Linked DNA regions of Homo sapiens: regions 2, 3 and 4 are each linked to region 1. Evidence: chromatin contacts called from ENCODE Hi-C or POLR2A ChIA-PET data. All regions are on one chromosome and are shown on one strand. The core of a region is the stretch at or near the end of the contact, and the rest is flanking DNA. Distances in the headings are between cores, read along the strand shown. Region 1 overlaps PACS2 (phosphofurin acidic cluster sorting protein 2). Region 2 holds the start of TMEM121 (transmembrane protein 121). Region 3 holds the start of TEDC1 (tubulin epsilon and delta complex 1). Region 4 overlaps BRF1 (BRF1 general transcription factor IIIB subunit).

Evidence for each region. A loop is a pair of places that touch in the nucleus more often than their neighbours do. ChIA-PET counts read pairs that join two places held with the same protein, here RNA polymerase II (POLR2A). Pooled maps may share reads with other maps.
Region 2: a pooled map shows a loop between it and region 1 (5-fold over the local background). The contact joins the promoter of TMEM121 here to the enhancer-like site in region 1. A Hi-C loop is called at or near these places in 6 of 168 maps with a recorded cell type or tissue (dorsolateral prefrontal cortex, esophagus squamous epithelium, heart right ventricle and 3 more) and 7 of 50 pooled maps.
Region 3: a loop to region 1 is called in a map with no recorded cell type, with 5 times the contacts of the local background. The contact joins the promoter of TEDC1 here to the enhancer-like site in region 1. A Hi-C loop is called at or near these places in 5 of 168 maps with a recorded cell type or tissue (body of pancreas, head of caudate nucleus, ovary and 2 more), 1 of 37 single-sample maps with no recorded cell type and 10 of 50 pooled maps. POLR2A ChIA-PET finds 5 or more read pairs at or near these places in 4 of 52 experiments (AG04449, CD4-positive, alpha-beta memory T cell, CD8-positive, alpha-beta memory T cell and 1 more).
Region 4: a loop to region 1 is called in a pooled map, with 2.9 times the contacts of the local background. The contact joins two enhancer-like sites. A Hi-C loop is called at or near these places in 2 of 168 maps with a recorded cell type or tissue (K562 and breast epithelium) and 4 of 50 pooled maps. POLR2A ChIA-PET finds 5 or more read pairs at or near these places in 1 of 52 experiments (GM10248).

Annotation. Positions count from the first base shown.
Region 1 is chr14:105,350,646-105,354,305 of GRCh38, forward strand. PACS2 (phosphofurin acidic cluster sorting protein 2) reads left to right here. Exons shown (of 25, transcript NM_001100913.3): 3 at 1,733-1,822. Among named protein-coding and RNA genes, the nearest start is that of PACS2, 38 kb to the left of the region's middle. RefSeq lists an enhancer at 2,078-2,607. Within about 2 kb of position 1,991, at least 3 of the 41 ENCODE cell types and tissues checked have a DNase peak (open chromatin) inside an H3K27ac peak, as active enhancers do; they include body of pancreas, where a contact is called at or near this core.
Region 2 is chr14:105,524,473-105,528,132 of GRCh38, forward strand. It overlaps TMEM121 (transmembrane protein 121), which reads left to right and starts at 2,111. Exons shown (of 2, transcript NM_025268.4): 1 at 2,111-2,181.
Region 3 is chr14:105,489,617-105,493,276 of GRCh38, forward strand. It overlaps TEDC1 (tubulin epsilon and delta complex 1), which reads left to right and starts at 1,630. Exons shown (of 9, transcript NM_001367178.1): 1 at 1,630-1,906; 2 at 2,006-2,084; 3 at 2,491-2,693; 4 at 2,963-3,118. The coding sequence starts at 1,760. RefSeq lists silencers at 246-375, 506-555, 566-1,195, 1,586-1,955 and enhancers at 966-1,709, 1,286-1,535, 1,710-2,453.
Region 4 is chr14:105,221,553-105,225,212 of GRCh38, forward strand. It overlaps BRF1 (BRF1 general transcription factor IIIB subunit), which reads right to left. Exons shown (of 18, transcript NM_001519.4): 11 at 96-362. Among named protein-coding and RNA genes, the nearest start is that of BTBD6, 25 kb to the right of the region's middle. Within about 2 kb of position 1,864, at least 2 of the 41 ENCODE cell types and tissues checked have a DNase peak (open chromatin) inside an H3K27ac peak, as active enhancers do.

The sequences.
Region 1 (3,660 bases), core at 741-3,240:
TGGCCCCGCAGCCCCACCTGCCCCTCAGCCTTCTCTGGCGTGCACCTTCGCCTCACTGGCTGGTGGCACACACTGTCCTTTTCCCGACACAGCTGGGTCCCTGCAGGTCCTCTGAGGGGGGAATGCTAAGAGGGACCCGACGCAGAGCACATTTGCAGGGAAACATCTCTGAAGGGTCAAGGGGAGGAGCAGGGAGAGTCCAGACCACAACGCAGGGGCAGCTGGGGAGAGGAGAGGGGACAGGAGGGCTGGCCGAGGAGAGCCGCGCTGCCTCTTGCCACGCTGCACGTGAGGCCCCAGCACAAGGGGAGGACCAGAGTCCGCCATGGACGTCTCATGGAGCCCGAGTACGGCCATGCGGGCCGCCCGCACCTGTCCTGAGGCCCCGCTGCTCCCACCCGAACCTGGGCTGGCCCCGGGCTCCCGTTGTCTGTCCTGGACCCCCGCCCGCCCTCCAGCCACCTGGCACCTCTCATCCACTGTGTCCCGCGCGCCGGCCTCCGGGAACCTTGTGCCTGGGACCCCGCAGCGGCTGCTTGTTTCTCGGGGCACGAGGTCCCCAAGCTCATCCTTGTTGGGATGGTCCCATTTAAAACAGCACTGCGATAAGCACGTTCAATCCATTAGGAATCTATTTTGATATAAAGTTTGCGGTTGGGGTCCTGTTGTCTTTCACGCAAATGACTCGTTATCCATTTAGCAGGTGCGTGTGATGTCTCCTGCTGGCCTGAAGCTCACTGGGTATGAACTGTGTTTTCAGGTGCTCATGCATTTCCTGCACCTACATCTAGGCTTCTACTACCCTCATTTTTGTGACAGCATCTCCGTATTTTAAGTATTGTATCTCTGTATGTTTTACTTTCTGAGAGGACCAGTCAGGCCTGATCATTCTTCTTTTTAGAAAATGCTTTAGGCCAGGTGCAGTGGCTCATGCCTAATCCCAGCACTGTGGGAGGCCGAGGAGGGTGGATTGCTTGAACTCAGGAGTTGGAGACCAGTCTGGGCAACATGACTAATCCTTGTCTCTTAACAAAATACAAAAATTATTGTATATTTTTTTGTGGTGGTACATGCCTGTAGTCCCAGGTGCTAGGGAGGCTGAGGCTGGAGGATTGCCTGAGCCTAGGAGGTCAAGGCTGTAGTGAGTTGAGATCGAGCCACTGCCCCACAGCCTGGGTGACAGAGACCCTGTCTCAAAAAATAAAAACAAAAAATAAAAAAATGCTTTAAGCCAAGCATGGAGGCACATGCCTGTAAGGCTGAGCTACTTAGGAGGCTGAGGCAGGAGGATTGCTTGAGCCCGGGAGCTCAAGTCCAGCCTGAGCAACACAGCGAGACCTGTCTCTCAAAACCAAAACCAGAAGAGGCTTGGTGCCTCCAGATTTGTTCTGCCAGACAGACTTGGGCAGCGCAGTCAGGTGCTGCTGCACCTGGCCGTGGAATCTGTTTTGTGATCGCGTTAACTTCAGCAGGAGCCGCTCCTGGTTTCTCTCTCATGTCTTAGGGCAGATTCCTGGAGGTGGAACCTGTGGGCCGAAGGGTCTCCATGTTTTTAAGGTTCTTGGGAAAGATGCCAGGGCACCTCTGAGAATTACCCCAGCCTGTGCCTACCACCCCCAGACTGCAGGGCTGCAATCCTGCCAGTTTTAGAGTGCAGGAGTCACGGTGTCTTTGCCTGGTTTCCTGCTGATATGCAGTCCTTTGAGCTAGAACAGGTCTTGCTTAATCACAGGGCTCCAAACGAATCCTGCGGTCCCATGAGATTGTGCTGCCCCCCAGTGGACAAGTGGAGACAGACCTGGCCCTGACCTTCTCCTTGCAGGTGAGTCTTTCACCAGTGGTGACGACACCCTCATCACTGTCCCCTGGGGAGACGGGCCCCCCTCATCACTGTCCCCTGGGGAGACGGGCCCCCCTCATCACTGTCCCCTGGGGTGATGGGCCCCCCTCATCAGTGTCCCCTGGGGAGACGGGCACGCCTCATCACCGTCCCCTGGGGAGACGGGCACCCCTCATCACCGTCCCCTGGGGCGACGGGCCCCGTCATCCCTGTCCCCTGGGGTGACGGGCCCCCCCATCACTATCCCCTGGGGTGACGGGCACCCCCATCACTGTACCCTGGGGAGACAGGCCCTCCCCATCACTGTTCCCTGGGGAGACGGGCCCCCCCATCACTGTCCCCTGGGGAGACGGGCCCCCCCATCAGTGTCCCCTGGGGAGACGGGCACGCCTCATCACTGTCCCCTGGGGTGACGGGCCCCCTCATCACTGTCCCCTGGGGAGATGGGCCCCCCTCATCAGTGTCCCCTGGGGAGACGGGCACCCCTCATCACTGTCCCCTGGGGTGACGGGCCCCCTCATCACTGTCCCCTGGGGAGACGGGCACCCCCATCACTGTCCCCTGGGGAGACGGGCACCCCCATCACTGTCCCCTGGGGTGACAGGCCCCCCCCATCACTGTCCCCTGGGGTGACGGGCACCCCCTCATCACTGTCCCCTGGGGAGACGGGCACCCCCATCACTGTCCCCTGGGGTGACGGGCCCCCCCAATCACTGTCCCCTGGGGTGATGGGCACCCCCTCATCACTGTCCCCTGGGGAGACGGGCACCCCCATCGCTGTCCCCTGGGGTGACGGGCCCCCCCATCACTGTCCCCTGGGGTGATGGGCCCCCTCGTCACTGTCCCCTGGGGAGACGGGCGCCCTCATCACTGTCCCCTGGGGTGATGGCCCCCCCTCATCACTGTCCCCTGGGGTGACGGCCCCCCCTCATCACTGTCCCCTGGGGTGATGGGCCCCCTCATCACTGTCCCCTGGGGTGAGAGCATTTGTCTCATCATTGCCATCAGTGTCCTGCGTTACTGCAGATCTTCTGTTGATTATGGTTTATTCTTAAATGATTAGAAGATTTGTATTTGTTTATTAGGTTGAGTTTTTCTTTGTTTTTTCTTTGTTTTTTGTTTGTTTGTTTGTTTTTGAGATGGAGTCTCTCCTTGTCACCCAGGCTGGTGCAGTCTTGGCTCACTGCAACCTCCACCTCCCGAGTTCAAGCGATTCTCCTGCTTCAGCCTCCCGAGCAGCTGGGATTACAGGCATGTGCCACCACGCCCGGCTATTTTTCGTATCTTTAGTTGAGACGGGGTTTCACCATGTCGGCCAGGCTGGTCTCGAACTCCTGACTGCATGATCTGCCTGCCTCGGCCTCTCAAAGTGCTGGGATTACAGGCGTGGGACACCATGCCCAGCCTAGTTTTTCATTCCTTATCTATGATAAAGAGAATATAAGGCCGGGTGTGGTGGCTCATGCCTGTAATCCCAGCACTTCGGGAGGCCGAGGTAGGTGGCAGGAGAATCGCTTGAACCCGGGAGGTGGAGGTTGGTTGCAGTGAGCTGAGATCATGCCATAGCACTCCAGCCTGGGGGACAGAGTGAGACTCCATCTCAAAAAAAAGAGAGAATATAATAACGAGGGCAAAAAAACACTTACTGAGTCAAGGCTATTTTGCTCTTCTATTTAAAAAGATAGGGGAAACTCAGAGTTCACAAGCAATCCCAGCTCTTCGGGAGGCTGAGGCAGGAGGATTGCTTGAACCCAGGAGGTGGAGGTGACAGTGAGCCCGGCTAATTTTTGTATTTTTGTAGAGATGGGGTTTTGCCATGT
Region 2 (3,660 bases), core at 861-3,360, 170 kb after region 1:
TATCAGGGATGAGTGTTGAATTCCGTCAAATACTTTCTTTGAATTGATTGAGATGATCACATGGTTTTCTTCTTGAGACTAATATGGTGGATCACATCGATTTATTTTCACATGTTGAACCAGCCTTGCCTTTCTGGGATAGCCTCCATTTGGTTGGGGTATTTGTGTGTGTGTGTTTTTAATGCTGCTTGATTCTATTTGCTGATAATTAGTTGAGGGTTTTTGTGTCATGTTGGCATTGGCGGCTGTTGATTGTCTTTTCTCTTGCAGGTTGGATTTCCTGATTCTTCACATGCAGAGTAATTTTAGATTGTCTCCTGCACATTTAGACATTATGTTATGAGACTGGTCTTATTTAAATCCCATTGAGAATGTTGGCATTTTGTTTTATCATGCAATCAACCTAGTTGGTTTCAGGCCACAAGTTCAAATAGGCTCCTGTGGGTCCTGCCTTCCATGTCGGTTTTGTTTTCAAAGCCTTTGCAGTGGGACTCAGATCTGTCCTTCGTATGCACTGCCCAGTGGCCAGTGTGGGACGTGGGCAGTGGGCTGTCCTTTTGTTCAGTTCTCAGCCTTTGGGATGTGAATGAGGGTTTAGACTTGTACATCATGTATGGCTTGCACAACTTCCTGGGGTTGCTTTTTTTTTTTTTTTTTTTTTGAGACAGAGTCTCACTCTGTTGCCCAGGCTGGAGTGCAGTGGCAAGATCTCGGCTCACTGCAACCTCCATCTCCCGGACTCAAGCAATTCTCCTGCTTCAGCCTCCCGAGTAGCTGGGATTACAGGTGTGTGCCACCACGCCCGGCTAATTTTTATATTTTTAGTAGAGATGGGGGTTTCACCATGTTGGCCAGGCTGGTCTCGAACTCCCGACCTCAGGTAATCCGCCCACATCGGCCTCCCAAAGTGCTGGAATTACAGGTGTGAGCCACCACGCCCAGCCCATGGATTGCTTTCTACTGCTTCTCCCTGCCCACCATCTCTCCAGCGACAGGGGACCACATCTCCTGGGGCTGGAAAGGAAGGCTCTTCTGCCTCAGCGTTTTAGGTGCTTGTAAACCCTATGCCTTGGTCATGGCTTTGGTGGGATACCTAGGGGCTGGGGCATCAGAGAATGGAGAAGAGTAAAAAAACAACCACTACCAAAAAACCCCATCCTCCCAAACCCTAACATCCCCCCGGGCATTCTCCTGCACCCTGGGAGCATTAGGCGACCTTTTTCTTTCCTCCCCTTGTGCCAGGACTAGAGAACTTCTGGAGCTCTCTGTCCTCTTCTGGCTTTCAGGCCGTGTTGAGTCCAGGCCCGGGGATACGGGAAGAGAATCTGGAAGTTCACTACCAGTTGGGTGGTGCCTCAAATTCTGGTCTTTCCACCAAATCTGGTGTCCCTTTACCTCTCTGACCCTCAGTCTCCTCCTATGTCAGAGGGAAGTCACAGCAGTTCTGGGAAGGAGGGCAGGCAGGCAGAAGGTGCCCTCGGGTTCTTCTCTGGCTCACACGGGATGGACAGGATGTGGGGGGAGGGGCTTAGTGCCACCTCAGTGACAAAATGAAGCCCAAGTCCCCAAACCCTAGCTTGCCTCCTGGACGGGCTGGAGAAGAAGGTGGGGGCCGCTCATCATTCCTTTCCTCTGCCCTGAGAAGAAACCTGGGAAGGCTGGGTTTCTCCCCAAAGAGGACAGAGGGTGGCGCGGAGGGCCCCGGCGGCCAGGCCAGCCCCGCGCCTACATCCCTGTCAGCTCCTGGGCCGGTGGGCGCCTGTCCGGCTGAGTGGGGTCGCTCTAGGGGGCGGCAGCGGAGTTTCAGGGCGCGGGGGGCACTGGGCGGGACCCTGGGATTCTGGGCGGTGGGTGAGGAGGGTGGAGACGGGACTCCGCGCCTGGGGGTGCGCGAGGGCGCCCCGCTCCCCAGAGCCACCAGTCCTGCGCGCCGCCGCGCGGTGCTGTCGCCGTGGCAACCGGCGCTGCGGAGGGGGCGGGGCACCGGCACCCCCGCGCTCCCAGGTCCCCAGGTCCGGCGGGGCTCGCGGGCCGAGGGGCGCGGGGCGGGGCCTCTGGGTCGGGGGCGGTGCCGCGCGGGCGGGGGAGGGGCGCGGCGGGAGGAGCCGGCGCGGCCCCGGCAGTGGCGGCAGAGGCTGGGCGGGCGGGCCCGGGAGCGGCGCAGCATCTGCGGGCGGCGGGGTAGGCGCGGGCGCGGGCGGGACTGGCTGGGTGCGCGGCTGCGTCCGCGGAGGGGGCGGCGGGCCTGGGCGACCCTGCACCTCTGGGCCGTGGGGACTGTGGGGTGGGGCGGGGGCCGATGCGGCAGGGGTGAGGCCTGGGGCCGGCGGGGTGACGGGGACCCGGCCCTGCGTGGGGAAGCCTCGGGGGGACAAGCAGAGACGCAGCCTGCTGGGAGCGGCCCAAGCTCTGCACCGGCCCGCGGCGGGAGCACAGCAGCCCCCTCCCGCCCCTCCTCCCGGGGGCTCCGAGGGGTGGTTATGGGGCGAGGGTCCTTGCGGGGCCCGGGCAGTGAAGGGCCTGGAGGCCCCAGAGTCTGTGCCAGGTCTGAGCCGCGGGGCGTGGGGGGAGGAGGGGCCTCGGCCGGGGCCCAGGAGACCCAGGACAGGTGGGCCTGGGGCCAGGTCCCTACGGAGAGGTGGCCGGGCCGGGCTCTGGCTTGCCGGGGTAGGGGCTCCGCTAGGGGCTGGAGTCCGTCCCTTCGCCAGCGCAGAGCCCCTCGGCCCGCATCTGCCAAGTGACTGAGGATCGAGCGACAGCGTAGTGGGGCGGAGGGGCTGGAGGCACGGCCGGAAAGGGTGAGCGGCGCCGTGGCTCCCCCGCTATTTATTTGGCCCCGCCACGCGCGGAGAGGGAGGAAATTCTCAGGCTGCGGCTGCAGCTAGGGGAGGCCCAGGTGGGCCTGGAATGGGCCCAGAGAGGGCTTCCTGGGTCAGACGTGTAGATCCAGTGGACGTGAAAACCGGGTGAGTGTCCCGGTGGGACCCAGAGCGCGGGGAGGCTTGGAGGCAGGGGCATGGGCTGAGGACCCTCAAGGCACCCTCCTCGCGACCTGTCAGAGCTCCGAGGGGTGGGGGTGTCCTGTGTGTGGCTGTGGGGATCCTGGGCGGCGGGTGCTGGGTGGGGGCAGGGGTGGGAGTGCAGAGTTCAACGCTTTCCCGGATCGGTGGGGCCTGCGGTGTCACCAGGGCAGTCCGAGCGCCCGACTGTCACGGGGACATTAAATTTTATGCCTTTGTCTAGACACGGCAGTAAACGGAGCCCCAGGCCTGGGGCTGTGGAGGGGGTGAGGGGCTGGCTGGGAGTAAGCCTGTCAGTGACTTTGGGGTGGGTGCGGGTGTGCGGGCCTCCATTGTCACCCAGGTGTGCACAGGCCCAGGTGCGGGGACTCCGACAGCACGGCCATGAGGACCAGTGCCAGGTGTGTGACAGAGGTGCAGGGGCCTGTGGAAGCCCGACGGGCCTTGGTGGACGGGCTTCCCGAGATTCGAGGGCAGCCACAGGCATCGCCCTGGCGCAGAGGAGCAAAGCAGGGTGGCTCTGCCGGGGCAGAGGGTGGGGGACAACACCTCGCCAAGGCAATGCGGAGCCATGGGGAGCAGGGCAGGCAGTGGCCACGCGCCCAGGATGGTGGACAGGAGGGGAGACCGAGCCTGCCCG
Region 3 (3,660 bases), core at 380-2,879, 140 kb after region 1:
GCTCGACAGGTGCTGTGGGGGCAGTCTAGGGTGGCCCGCAGGGTGGGGTGTGTGGGGGTGATTGGGGGATTCCTGGAATTCCAAGAGCTGGGAGCCACAGCACTTTTGATGGGATGGGGGCAGGGGGTGCTGAGGTGAGGCTGGTTTCTGGCTGGACGGTGGTGGGTGGAGCTGAGGGAACTGAGATCTTTGAGACAGCGACACCTGGTGCAGAGAAAAATCCGCAAGCTCGGGGGTTGGGAGAGCGCTGAACAAGGCCGCAGAGCTGCTCCGCCATCTCCCCCACGCCTCCTGCCAAGTTCTGTGGCGCCGCGGTTCCCCACCTCCTGCTCCCATCCCCCTGGCTCCCGCCGCCCTGTAGCTCGGCAGGTGCAGTAGGCGCTCCGAGGAGGAGGCCCCTTAGCTTCAAGAAACCCGCGTGGGCGGGGTGAGGAGCGCAGTCCTCCTACTGGCGCCGTGAAGGAGATCGCGATGCGCCGGAGGGAAGGAGGCTGCGGGCGGGGAAGGACGGAGGGCGTGCGGGGAGGGAGAGGAGGGGCTTGCTGGGGGGGGGGCCCCGAGGCGGGGCCGGGAGGGCCGCCTGGAAGAGGAGGTCGGGGGCGAAGGAGGCCGAGAAGAAAGGTGGGGCCGGGACCCCTCGGGCTGCGCCTCTCGTGGGCGTGTCCAGCCAGGGCTGGGGGTCCAGGGAGGACTGAGTTTCCCTCTCCCGCCGTCCTCGCAGCCCCGGGAGGTGCAGGGGCATCGCGGGAACAGCCCCGGTGACACGCTGCCCGGGGTCTTCACGAATGCCCGGAGGCGCCGCTGGCCAGAAGCCAGCCCGACCTTCCATCCCCGCAGACAGCCCCACGTTCCTCCCGGCCCGCGTCTTTCGGGGCCGCCCGTGCAGGCGGGCCCGGCTCAGCGGCGCCCGGGCAGCAGCTGCTTCCATGCGCCGGCTTCCTCCGGGGCTGCTCCGTGGCGGCGGCAGAGGGAAGCGCTGCCGCGGGCGGGCGAGGATCGGGAGCGCCTGAGGAGGCTGCCGCGGGCTCCGGCTGCGCGTTCGGGGCGGGGGAGCTGCCCGGGACTTCGCGCCAGGGGCCAGGGGCCGGCCGCGCTGGGGTCTGCGCTGTGCGGCGCGGCGGGCTCTGGGCGCCTCCTGGCGGCCCAGCCTGGAAGGCGGCGCGATGGGGCGAGGCTCGTCCGCTCCGACTGCGTAAGCGGCCCCACAGGGCGCCTTCCGGAGTCTGCGCGCTCCCGCCCGGCGGTTGCTAGGTTGCCAAGGGGCGTGAGGCGCTGATGGGTGGGGTCTGAGCGAGGCGGGGTGTCGGGTGTCGTGACGATTGAGCCTGCAAGGGCGGACTCTGCGGTGTTCTCCATATCAACAGCCCTGCCAGGAGCCCGGAAGTGGGTCCGCACGAGACAGAATAGACTACACTCAAACTCCAGGGGAACCGTTCATTGGGCTTGGACACGAAGGCGGGACCCTGCCGACGCAGTGATTGGATGCATGTCCGGCCAGCGCGGTGATTGGGTACAGGTCTCGGGAGCGCGGTGATTGGGTACAGGTCTCGGCCAGCGCGGTGATTGGGCGCAGGTCCCAGCCGGCGCGGTGATTGGGCGCTGGACCCGGCCCGTGCCATGATTGGGCTCAGGTTCCAGCCGGAGCGGTAACTGGGCGCAGGTCCCAGCCGCCGCACTAAACCCGGCCCGTGCGGTGATTGGACGCAGGCCCCGGGCCGCGGCGGAGGCGGGCGATCCGAAAGAGGCTGGTGCTGGCTGCATGGGGAGGCGGCGGCAGCGGGTGGACCCCGCGGCTGGGGCCCGGGCCGGGGCCCTGCCTGAGGCCATCGCCGCGTTGAGTCGGTCGCTGCCCTCGGGACCCAGCCCCGAGATCTTCCGCCGCGCCAAGTTCGACCGTCCGGAGGCGGTGACGCTCTCGCGGAGGGCAGGCGGGCCGGGTGGGGTCCCGGGCCCTCGCAGGGAGTTGGGCCGGCTCCGCTGACCGCCCGCTTTTTATTTTCCGCAGACCTCCGCGCTCTGGCAGCTCCTCTTCCGTGTGCTCTCGCCACTCCCTGCGGGCAACGCCTTGGCATCGCTCGCCCTGGGTAAGCCCCGCTCCTGGCCCCGCCCACCCGGTAGCACTGGCCCCGCCTACTCCTGTAAAGCCCCGCCTTCCCCAGTAAGCCCCGCCCCGGCAGGCTCTAGCCCCCACCCAACACTGACCCCGCTTGCTCCTCAAAACTCCGCCTTCCCCGGTAAGCCACGCCCCCTGATGGGCCCTAGCTCCACCCCCTTGGGTAGCACTGGCTTCTGCTCCTACAAAGCCCTGGGGACGTCCCTGTTGGCCCCTGGTCTCCTCATCCTGGTCTGAGTTCTAGCTCTCCCACTATCATCTCTTCTGAACTAGGCCTTGAGCTTCTGCTCAAGTGACCTGTGGGGGTCTCTGGAGGGATCCAGGTGGTGTCACCTCCAGGTGGGTGGTCCCCCTAAGGTGGTGGTCTTCTGTCCTAGAGGTCCAAGCCCGCTTGGTGAAGTCAGCACTATGCTCCCAGGGCTACCCGAGGCTGGCACTGGCACAACTACCTGAGGATGGCTCGCAGGGCAGTCGGGAGCTGCTGCTGGCTCTGTCCTGGCTCTTGGCCCGAGGACCTGTGCCCGAGCAGATGCTGGCCCAGGCCCGAGTGCCTCTGGGTGACGAGATGACTGTGTGCCAGGTGCGTGTGGGTGAGGGTGAGCTGAGCCAGCCCTGGTCTCAACTCCTGGGGCCAGAGCAAGGGCAGGCCTGGGTCAGCCCCCTCTGTCTGCTTTGCTCCTCAGGGCAGTCCCATGAAGGGTTACCCAGCTGCCCAGCTGAAAGCACGGAGGCTCCCTGTGCAGGGAGCACCCGTTGTTTTTGGCTGTGCCTCCACTACCGTCTCCATCCTGGCCTTTTCTGGGGGGCAGGGTGGGGTGGGAGCAGGGCCTGACCCTTGCCCCTCTCCAGTGTGAGGCCCTGGCCAGCCCTGGCCCACCTGCACCCCACATGGAAGCAGAGGGTCCTGTGGATGTCCGCCATGTGCAGTGGCTGATGGGAAAGCTGCGGTTCCGGTGGCGCCAGCTGGTGTCCAGTCAGCAGGAGCAGTGCGCCCTCCTGAGCAAGGTAGAGCTGGCACAGGGCTTCCACTCAGGGGCTGTGTCCCGTGCTGCAGGCCGCCAGCTGCCAGTCCCTGCAGCCCGTCCCGTGAGGCCTGGCACAGGCTTTTGGCTGGATGTGGGCCTTCCTGCCCTGGCTTACCCAAAGCCTGAGCCCGTGGTTCCCGGTGGTCCTTGTAGGGGGCAGGGCTGGGCAGGGAGCCCAGTGGGGTGGGCAATGGTGGGCAGAAACGGGTGTCAGAGAGCTCACAGAATTTGCCTTTCTGTTCCCAAAAGTTACCAGTGGACTTCCAGCTCTGTGAACAGTGGGATGGGGTCTGTGCCATGAAAGCCACTCCCTCCTGGGCACTGGAGGGGGAGGAAGACAGCTCCTGTTGCCACCACATCCTGGTGGGGGCTGACTTGCGGGGTGGACAGCTCCTGTGGGGTCCTGAAGGTGGCAGGGGCTGGCTCAGGGGCACAGGTACCCAGTGGTGTGTCCACTGTGAGGCCAGCGCTGACAGGTGGGTCTGTGGCAGCGGCGGGCTCCCACCAGCGCGGGACTCCTTG
Region 4 (3,660 bases), core at 614-3,113, 130 kb before region 1:
AGAGGATGGCAGCATCCGGCTCTCCCCATGAGAGGCACACGCCTGAAAGATCTCCCGATGACCTCAGCGTCCCCCAGGGCCCCATCAGAACTCACTGGGGTCGCTGCTCTGAGAGGAGATGCATTCGCGGATGGAGTCTGAGATGCCCAGGCTGGCTGCAGTGGGGAGGGGGTCCAGCAGGGACCCCAGGGCCGGAGGTCTGCCGCCCCACTCGGGGCTTCCTGCTGCTTCCGAGCTGCCGGGGGCACCACCAAGGAGCTCCCGGTATAAGTCTTTGTTCAGGTGGCTGGCCGCGGCTTCCAGCTCCTCGTCCTCTGTGTCCTCCTCGCCACACAAGCTGGACGCGGTGTCCTCGGTGGAGCCTAGGTGTACACAATCCACCTGTTAACCAGGCAGAGGGCCAGGGTGCCCGCTTTTGTGACAAAAAACAATGCTACCAAGCTGCCAGGTAACCCATAGAACGGCTGTCAGTGCACGGTGCCTGGCGGTCAGGTGCCAAAGAACGAGCCTCAGCCCACACCTCGCACTGCACGCGGAAGTTAGCTCAAAGCAGATCACAGACCTAGGGGGAGAGTTAAAGTACAGACATTTCAGACAAAAACGTAAAAGAAAAACTTTGTGACCTTGGATAAGGCAAACATTTCTAATGGTTCTAAAAGCAGAATCCATAAAACACTGATAAAACGGATTTCCAAAAAATTAAGAACTGCCCTTTGAAAGACATCGTTAAGACAATGAAGACAGCCCACAGGCTTATCTGCAAATCTCGTAACTGATAAAGGACTTAAATCTAGAACAGATGAAGAATTCCCAAAACTTCACAAGAAAACACAACCCAATTAAAAAATGGAAAAAGATCTGAACACTCCGGCGAAGACGACATATTGGTGTAAATGAACATATACAAAGACCTCCAGTCCTGAAGGAAATGCAAATGAAACCACCCCAAGCTCCTCCTTCACAACCATCAGAATGTCTAGCCCTGAAAAGAAAACCAGGCCGCACTTCCCAGACAGGGGGAACACGCTCCCTTGCACTTCCACGCATGGTGCTAACCCTTTGGAGACAACCTGATCAGTTCTTTTTTTTTTTTTGAGACGGAGTCTCGCTCTGTCGCCCAGGCTGGAGTGCAGTGACGCGATCTCGGCTCACTGCAAGCTCCGCCTCCCGGGTTCACGCCATTCTCCTGCCTCAGCCTCCTGAGTAGCTGGGACTACAGGCGCCCGCCACCACACCCGGCTAATTTTTTGTATTTTTAGAAGAGACGGGGTTTCACTGTGTTAGCCAGGATGGTCTTGATCTCCTGACCTTGTGATCTGCCCACCTCAGCCTCCCAAAGTGCTGGGATTACAGGCGTGAGGCTCTGCGCCTGGCTGACAACCTGATCATTTCTTAAAGACAGGCAGTTCGTGGCCGCCCACTTGGGCTCAGGAGTTCCAGACCAGCCTGGGCAACACAGCAAGATCCTGTCTCTATGAAGAAATGTAAAAATTATCTGGGTGTGGTGGTGCCCGCCTGCAGTCCCAGCTACTTGGGAGGCTGAGATGGGAGGGTTGCTTGAGCCCAGGAGGTTGACACTGCAGTGAGCTATGATGGAACTATTGCACTCCACTCTGGGTGACAGAGTAAGACCGTCTCAAAAACAACAAAAAAAGACATACACACTTGCCTTTCACATAACCCAGCAATTTCACTCCTCAGCAATTGACCCAAAAGGAAATCAACGTCCACACAAGGACTTGTACACGAGTGTTCACGAGCGCATCTGAAACAGCCTCAAACGTGCAATGTCCTCTAACAGATGAATGGCTACACACCCTCAGCGTGCTGAAGGACTACCGACTGCCACACAATACAAACGAACAAACCATTGATGCGTGACTCAACACACACCCTCAGCGTGCTGAAGGACTACCGACTGCCACGCCACAACACAAATGAGCAAACCATTGATGCGTGACTCAACATAATTACACTGTGAAAAAAGCCGAAGGGAAAAACATATACTATGTGATCCTACTCCTACGGAATTCTACAGAATACAACTAATTTATCGTGAAAAAAGTAGCTCACTGGTGGCCTGGGGCAGGAGGGGGGGTGGTGACCAAGGGCCTGTGGACCCCGTGGGAGCCACAGATCTGTGGGTCTTCTTGGTTGTCACTATGGCTTCACAGGTGTGTGCAGACATCAAAGTTCAGAAATCAAAGGGCACATTTTAAATATGAGCAGTTTTCATACGGCAATCACACCTCAATAAGGCTGTTAAAAATCACCCAATGGTAAATTTAAAAGACTGAGAAAAGAACTTTCACGGGAGGAATGTGACTCCTCCTCCTTGAGCTACGTGTTCATTTCTTGAAACCACTTGCTGTTGCCACAAGTAGCTCTAAACTAACCCAATAATGCCGCACCCAATAGTTTAACGATGTACAGCCAATCACGAATGAACGTTACTATTGTAAGCCAATGAGAATTCCCAACAGACAACTTTGTATCTATCCAATCACTGTCCCTTTTTGCCTTTAAAAATCCATCTGTAGCTGAGGCTGGCTCACTCCTGTAATCCCGCACTTTGGCGGGCCAAGGTGGACAGATCACTTGAGGTCAGGAGTTCGAGATCAGCCTGGCCAACGTGGCGAAACCCCGTTTCTACAAAAAATACAAAAATTAGCTGGGCGTGGTGGCGCATGCCTGTAGTCCCAACTACTCAGGAGGGTGAGGCAGGAGAATTGCTTCAAACTACAGGGTAGAGGTTGTGGTGAGCTGAGATTATGCAACTGCACTCCAGCCTGGGTGACAGAGTGAGCCTGTCTCCAAAAAAAGAAAAAGTCCATGTGTAACTGCTGCTCACCAGAGTGTATATTCAAGGCAATGGGATATGTCCACCCTGGCTGCAATCCTCAAGCTTGACCCAAATAAATTATGTAGATTACTTTTGCCTCTGCTTCTTCCTTTAAGGTTGGCAAAACTCATCTTAAAACATCCCACTCTGGATTTTGTGTGTGTGTATACTGGGGACAGGGTCTGGCTCTGCTGCCCAGGCTGGAATACAGTGGTGCAATCATAGCTCACTGCACATCGAACTCCTGGGTTCAAGTGATCCTCCGGCCTCAGCCTCCCGAGGAGCTGGGACTACAGGTGCACACTCCCATGCCCAGCTAATTTTTTTATTTTTTGTAGAGATGGGGTCTCACTATGCTGACCAGGCTGGTCTTGAACTCTGCTCAAGCAGTCCTCCTGTATTTGCCTCCCAAAGTGCTGCGATTACAGGCATGAACCACCATGCTTGACCCACTCCCTAGTCTTAGACTGCTTTCTTCTGAATGTGTTCCAATACAAGATTCCTGGCTAGCACTGAGTCCCGGAGGGGTCCCCATGGTGAGGAATGGCTCCTTGGGGGAAAGCACCTGATCCCCAGAGAGCAGCTGTCAGTGGACGATGACCTCTGGACAGAGCAGCCTCTCAGAAGCCCCTCCCCGGGCAAGTGGGCCCAGGCCGCAGGTGCCAGGAGCCTTGGGGGCTCCGGCTGCCACATTCCCGGGACATGCACATTCCCTGGACTGTTGGCTCTGCCCCAAAAGTACTTCCAGAGTTCGACCAGGCTGGGCCAGGTCTCTCACCCTGGGTTCCTGCAACAGCCTCCCTACCTCCTGCCTCTGT